Linked DNA regions of Homo sapiens: region 1 is linked to region 2. A link is a contact called in ENCODE Hi-C or POLR2A ChIA-PET data. All regions are on one chromosome and are shown on one strand. Each heading gives the region's core, a stretch centred on a gene start or an enhancer-like site at or near the end of the contact. The rest is flanking DNA. Distances are from core to core; before and after follow the strand shown. Region 1 overlaps TMEM94 (transmembrane protein 94). Region 2 overlaps GGA3 (golgi associated, gamma adaptin ear containing, ARF binding protein 3).

Region 1 (3,532 bases), core at 27-2,526, 240 kb before region 2:
CATCTAAGTACAGACATTCGCTGGGGTTAGGAGCCATCAGTTAGCCCAGAGTCCACTGGGACAGGGCCTGTGGGACTAGACTTTTAGCGAGAATAAAGAACAGCACAGGGGGCCAGGCGTGGTGGCTCACACCTGTAATTCCAGCACTTTGGGAGGCCAAGGCAGGTGGATCACCTGAGGTCAGGAGTTCGAAACCAGCCTGGCCAACATGCCGAAACCCCATCTCTACCAAAAAATAAAAAATAAGCCAGTTGAGGTGTGGTGGCATGTGCCTGTAATCCCAGCTACTGGGGAGGCTGAGGTGGGAGAATCGCTTGAACCCAGGAGGCAGAGGCTTCAGTGAGTTGAGATCGTGCCACTGCACTCCAGCCTGGGCGACAGGGTGAGACCCTGTTTCAAAAAAAAGAACAGCAGGGTGGAGGAAGATGTTCCAGAGCCTCTGCCAAAAAGCCAGTAAGCTGGCCGGGAAGCTTCCGGATGAAGTCTGGGGACCCTCCCATCGTTGCCTGTGGATGTTCCCACCGCATTTCCAAGGGAGAAGGAAAGCCTCAAGCTACCTTGATCCCCCTCAGAGAAGCAAACGATTCCTGGCCAGGCCTCAAAGCTATGATGTCTCCTTCAACCAGCAGGCTGACTGGCAGGTTGACCAGGTGTCCGTCTCTGTAGGCCCAGTGCAAGGACCAGGATGGCGCAAAAGGCATGTGGAGGTCTGGATACATGGCACTGGGCCACTGGATCTCCCTGCCATCCCTGAGGGCATCTGAGGGGAATGGAAAGAGGGAAACAACCCTCTCAGCCACGGCCCTGCCCCCCAGTCAGATACAGCAGCACTTCCGGAAGCACTGTCTGCCCACTTCCTCTCCCAGGAGGTCTGCGTCAAACCCCTCCACTCGTTCCAACACTTCCCTGCTTTCAAGGATGCCTCCCTTATAAAGCCCTACCCGGCCACTCCAGCCCCAGAGCCTCTACCTCCTCTCAACACCTGGAGCTCTCGTTCTTTGTACCCCCATCCCATTCAGATACACTTCACAAACATTGCAGAGGGCCTGTGAGGGGTGCAAGGTGGAGACAACAACATAGCTCCTCAAGGAGCCACAACCCAGTGGGGCAGATGAGACATGTGGACAGATAACGCCAAACAAGGCAAACACGGCTAAGCATTAACAAAGATCCCTGTGCTGCAGGAGTCCAGAAGAGGGAGCAAACCGATTTGCTGGGGCGATCAGAGGTGGCTTCCTGAAAGAGGAAGCACTGGGGATGGGCCTGGAAGAATGGTTTTGTCAGCTGGAGATGAGTGAGGGAGAAGCTCACCAGCAGAGAACAGTGGAGAGAGGCACAGAGGCAGAGGCTGATACACAGTGGGCCTAGGACTGGTGAGTAGTTTCAGCATCAGAATGAGGAGGAAGAGAAGAGGCTGGAGAGGAAGGTGAGCCTGTGTTGGAGGCTCTGGGAGGCCACTCGTGCCTCTGGGATGGCTTCCATAAGCAAAAGGGAGCCACTGATGCTCCTGGGCAGGAGACTAAGCTCCGGAAAGCAGGGCCCATCTTTTGCCATCACCATTGCACTCCCAGTGCCTGGCACATGGTGGCAATTAACCATCTCAGAACGAAAGGACAAACTCACTTAGCATCTAAACGTCCACTGCCCAGGTCTGTTGGAGAAAGGTCTCATGAGTGGGTGCTGCTTCTCCCACAGCACCACATGCCCCTGGACAGCAGGAGCCACCGTCCCTCAAAAGAGCCTCAACAACCCTCAATCCGCAGCCAAGCTTCATAAACACCGCCTGAATGAAAGGCCAAGCAGAAATCCAAGCCACTCCCCTCCCTTTTGGAGCTGGGCTGCTCCATCTCAGGCTCCCGGCCCCTACCCCACCCCAATTCCTGCAGGTATGTCTGCCCACCTTCCCATGTCTCCCAGCACAGTACACCAGACAAGATGGACTTGAACGAGAAAACTTCAATCATCCTCCTGCCATGTGAGAGGACTTCCCTGTTGGTTTCCCAACGTGAGCCAGCCTGCAAGCCCACCTGCCACTGTTGGCCTTCCTGCCTGCCCAGCCCTCTGCCTGGGCACCCACCACCATCCCACAGCTCTCACTGCCCTGCTCAAAAGAGAGTGGGCATCCTTCTAACTCCCCAGATGACAAGAGCCCCTGCAATGCTGGCCACAGGCAACCCGTCTGTGCTGGGGTGCAGGAGGGGAGCCCTCAGGGCTCTGATATGTCCGGTCATCTTTTCCCACCAATATGCCTGCCCTTGACCTCACCTTGGATTTGGTCAATGATCCCTCGCAGCCTCCGCTCTACCTCCCGACGCTTCAGCCGGTCTTGCCGCCCGATGAGCACAAGGTTGAGAAGCAGTAACAGGAACAAGGCCGAGGCATTCACCAGCCCCACCCCACGGCTGGTGGGAGGAAAGAGAGGCCGCACCCACAGGGAGTGAGGGCTCGCCCACCCAGCAGCCCCCAGGCCACAGCTCCCCTTCCCACCCCAGTCCCTTGTGGAAAGACTGTCCCGTTCTGGTGCCCTGACACCAGCTAGGCCTCTGACCCCATTCAAGGGACTGAGGAGGTTCCCTTACATCCCAGGAGCAGCTTGGGGGTGACAGCCCCCAAGAGCCCTGGTCTGTCCCAGGTGCCGCGGCAGGATGGACAGCACAGCTGGAGAGGTTGGGGAGCAGCCCCTGGGCGCACACCTCCCGGCTGGCTGTCCCCCGCAGCAGCCCAGCAGCAGCAGCACGGCCAGTAGCATGAGTGAGGCCCCCGGCCAGTGGAAGCAGGAGCAGCGGTTACTGTGGTGGAGGAAGCTGCTTCTCCACACCTCCTGGGAAGTTCGGACAGGGAGGGGACAATGAGAGGCCTGTCCCACTCCAATCTGGCTGCCTCCCCCGGCACCCTTCCCAGCCCCCATGGCCGCCTTGGTCCCCTCTCTTTGACCTCGGCTGGGCTCCAGCCTGTTGGGCTCCTGCAGCAAGCAGGCTCAGGAGCCACTCTGAGGGGAACCTTGGCTTCTTTCTGATATTTCATGAGGCCTCAGTTGGGTCACACTGTCCAGGGTGACAGGGTACATCAGAGTCCTGAGAAGGGGCCTCCCACACTTCCCTGCCATCCCAGCCAGGCCCTGGTAGCCCCGAGAAGAAGCTTCACCTTCCACGTCAGACACTTCTTCCGCTCCCTGAGATGTCCTTCCAGCACTGCCTCCAGCTGCTCCTTCAGGACGCTGAGGGCCTTCCGCGTGGACAGGCCCAGGGCTGAGGGAGGCTCGCCCTGCAGGCAAGCAGGAGGCGCTGGGCGTCACTGCCAGGCCAAGGCTATGCAAGGCACGCGGGCCCCAACCCTCCCCTTCCCTGGCCCTTCATCCTTCCCCTCCTCTGGGATCCTCACATCTCTTCCCCTACCAGCTCTGGCCTCTCAAGGTGTGACCATGTCCATCTCCACCAAATTACAAACTGTTCAAGTGCACAGCCTCCTACCCTACTCTTTACAGCCAAATTAAAAAACAAAACAACTTTTTCTTTTATTCCATGTTCCCCAA
Region 2 (3,510 bases), core at 246-2,745:
GCTTTTTTTTTTTTTTTTTTTTTTGAGAAGGAGTCTCACTCTAGTCGCCCAGGCTAGAGTGCAGTGGCACAATCTCAGCTCATTGCAACCTCTGCCGCCTGGGTTAAAGCGATTCTCCTGCCTCAGCCTCCCAAGTAGCTGGGATTACAGGCGCCTGCCACTTCGCCTGGCTAATTTTTGTAGTTTTAGTAGAGACAGGGTTTCACTATCTTAGCCAGGCTGGTCTTGAACTCCTGACCTCGCGATCCACCCACCTCAGCCTCTCAAAATGCTGGGATTGCGGGTGTGAGCCACCGTGCCTGGGCCATACATTTGTTTTTACACTCATTTCTGTACCAAATTAGCCCAATTATCTACTGTCTTGTTTTTTGAACTGATTTTTTTTTTTTTTCATGTATTGAACCAGGAGAGCACAGCCTCCTTGAGGGTAAAATCTGTGTCTGGAACTTTTTCTGTAGTCCCTCCAGGGTCTGGCATGCTGACATGCTGTTTACTTCATTGTCTGCGGGTGCTTAACAAAGACTTGGTGATTGACTAAGTTTGTGTTTCCATTCAGGACCCTAGTGAAGGTTGACCTTTATTCCCTTTCCAGCCCATGTTCTTGCTTCTGCTTGTTTGTAAGTCATTTGTTACGTAGATTTTTCTTTTTGGAGATGGAGCCTCACTCTGTGGCCCAGGCTGGAGTGCAATGGCCTGATCTCAGCTCACTGCAGCCTCTGCCTCCTGGGTTCAAGTGGTTCTCCTGCCTTAGCCTCCTGAGTAGCTGGGATCACAGGTGCGCGGAACCATGCCCAGCTAATTTTGTGTTTTTAGTAGAGATGGGGTTTCACCATGTTGGTCAGGCTGGTCTCGAACTCCTAACCTCACGCAGGTGATCCGCCTGCCTCGGCCTCCCAAAGTGCTGGGATTACAGGCGTGAGCCACCGTGCCCAGACCATATGTATATAATTTTTTTTTTTTTTTTTTTTGGAGATGGAGTCTCACTCTGTTGCCCAGGCTGGAGTGCAGTGGTACAATCATGGCTCACTGCAACCTCTGCCTCCTGGGTTCAAGCAGTTCTCCAGCCTCAGCCTTCAAGTAGCTGAGATTACAGGTGTGTGCTACCGTGCCTAGCTAATTTTAGTATTTTTAGTAGAGACAGGATTTCACCATGTTGAACAGGCTGGTCTTGAACTCCTGACCTCAAATGATCCACCTGCCTTGGCCTCCCAAAGTGCTGAGATTACGGGCGTGAGCCACCGCATCCAGCCTGCTATGTAGATCTTGTTTTCTCTGGAATGTTTGAGCCGTGCTGGAATGGGGTACCCAATGCTGCTGTTTCCATCCCCACATGACGTTTTAAGTCCCACGAGAGTAGGCTAGCGATGGAGTGAAGCTGAAAAATGAAAGCAGGAAATCCAGAGACACAGAAACAGATGAGGCTTTCAACAGAGACTCGAAAATAGACAGAAACCATGAGTCAGAGCAGAGCCCGGAGGGGCGGTTCGGGAAGGCAAGGTCTATAGGGGAAGCTCGGGTGTCACCTCTATGCCAGGTGAAGGAAATGTTGAGTGGGTGGGAGGCTGTGTGCATCTGCTGGGGAGGCAGTAGGCAGATGGAAAGATCAAGTCACCCAGAATTATCCCCAGAGGTTCCTTCCCGTTCCTGTGGGCGGGTGAGCTCTGCTTTCTGAGCTGCCCAGAGAGCTGGAGGAGATAGACATGGAACTGACCATTGCAGAAACTAGGGCTTTTTGTGCCCGTGAGTAGGCAAAGAGCTCCCTGTGGATTTGCCATAAAAAGGTCTATCAAGGTGGAAGAAAGTGAGATTCTAGAGAAATTAATACAAGTGAAAAGTGGGCAGGAGTGTTCTTGGAAGTAGAAATGCTGTTGGAAGTCTAATAGACTTGGGAAGAAGATAACGTATGGTGAATACCAGTTGCTTCGGGGGTTGGGGGGATCCACATTTTACTCTGTACTCAGAAGATGCTTTTCCCCGTGCAAAAAGTGAAAGTGAGTGGGCCAGTTTTTCTTCTGTCACAAGGTGTATGACTGTTCCCAAAATAATAGCCCTGGGGGATGGGGATTGCTTCTCAGACCATTCAATTTTTGTACCCTGTAGACTTTTGGTGTTATGTGAGAACTTTAAGCACCTGATAGGAATTAGTAACAGAGCTACGCTAATGCCTGAGGAAATTTCAGACAATTGGTGGGAGAGACTTGGCATTTGGAATGTGATAGCTGGTAGGCTACCATACAGTAATGCAGGATTGCCAGACATTTCTTTCCAAATGGCTACCCTTGATTACATTTAACTCCCCTCCTTTCAAGCTCCAGATTTTGAAGGACCTGTTAATTCTCTTTCAAGATTGAAGACAGACACCTTCTTTTTCTTCTAAAGAGGAACCTAGGCGGGGTGCGGTGGCTCCCGCCTGTAATCCCAGCACTTTGGGAGGCCAGGGCTGGTCTTGACCTCCTTACCTGAGGTCAGGAGGCCTGGCCACCATGGCGAAACCCCATCTCTACTAAAAATACAAAAAGTAGCCAGGCATAGTGGCGCATGCCTATAATCCCAGCTACTCGGGAGGCTGAGGCAGGAGAATAGCTCGAACCTGGGAGGTGGAGGTTGCAGTGAGCCTAGATCGCGCCACTGCACTCCAGCCTGGGTGACACAGCGAGACTCAATCTCAAAATAAATAAATAAATAAATATGAACCTAAACCATCAGAATCTTCCCCTTGCAGCCACAACAGAAACACTGCCGGGGAGGCCGAGCCCCGACCTGGGAAGCAGGGTGATACACTGGGTGCCACGGGCCTTCCCTCTGCCTGGCAGCTGTCGCTACTCAGATCCCTGCAGCCCTGTTGCCAGTGAAGGAGCTGGAGTCTCTGTTATGATGTGTTCATCCAGCTGGTGAGTTTTTTTTTTTTTGTTTTGTTTTTTTTGTTTTTGTTTTTGTTTTTTTTTTAGACAGAGTTTTCACTTGTTGCCCAGGCTGGAGTGCAATGGCACGATCTCGGCTCAAGGCAACCTCTGCCTCCCAGGTTCAAGCGATTTTCCTGCCTCAGCCTCCTGAGTAGCTGGGACTACAGGCATGTGCCACCATGCCCAGCTAATTCTGTATTTTTAGTAGTGATGGGGTTTCTCCATGTTGGTCAGGCTGGTCTTGAACTCCTGACCTCAGGTGATCCGCCTGCCTCGGCCTCCCAAAGTGTTGGGATTACAGGCGTGAGCCACTGCACCCGGCCCAGCTGGTGATTTTTTTTTTTTTTTTTTTTTTTTTTGAGACGGAGTCTCGCTGTCGCCCAGGCTGGAATGCAGTGGTGCGATCTCAGCTCACTGCAGACTCCACCCCCCGGGTTCGCGCCATTCTCCTGCCTCAGCCTACCGAGTAGCTGGGACTACAGGCGCCCGCCACCTTGCCCAGCTAACTTTTTGTATTTTTAGTAGAGAGGGGGTTTCACCGTGTTAACCAGGATGGTCTCGATCTCCTGACCTCGTGATCCGCCCGCCTCGGCCTCCCAAAGTGCTG

What was found. Hi-C counts contacts between places; a loop is a spot of excess contacts on that map. ChIA-PET counts read pairs that join two places held with the same protein, here RNA polymerase II (POLR2A). Pooled maps may share reads with other maps.
Region 1: a loop to region 2 is called in a pooled map, with 2.4 times the contacts of the local background. The contact joins two enhancer-like sites. A Hi-C loop is called at or near these places in 2 of 50 pooled maps. POLR2A ChIA-PET finds 5 or more read pairs at or near these places in 3 of 52 experiments (H1, K562 and activated B cell).

The regions. Positions count from the first base shown.
Region 1 is chr17:75,485,160-75,488,691 of GRCh38, reverse strand. TMEM94 (transmembrane protein 94) reads right to left here. Exons shown (of 32, transcript NM_014738.6): 3 at 3,145-3,264; 4 at 2,694-2,821; 5 at 2,266-2,402; 6 at 558-760. Among named protein-coding and RNA genes, the nearest start is that of MIR6785, 12 kb to the left of the region's middle. RefSeq lists an enhancer at 576-625. Within about 2 kb of position 1,276, at least 18 of the 41 ENCODE cell types and tissues checked have a DNase peak (open chromatin) inside an H3K27ac peak, as active enhancers do.
Region 2 is chr17:75,248,221-75,251,730 of GRCh38, reverse strand. All of the region lies in intron 1 of GGA3 (golgi associated, gamma adaptin ear containing, ARF binding protein 3), which reads left to right. Among named protein-coding and RNA genes, the nearest start is that of GGA3, 12 kb to the left of the region's middle. RefSeq lists a silencer at 369-663 and enhancers at 987-1,096, 1,107-1,206. Within about 2 kb of position 1,495, at least 11 of the 41 ENCODE cell types and tissues checked have a DNase peak (open chromatin) inside an H3K27ac peak, as active enhancers do.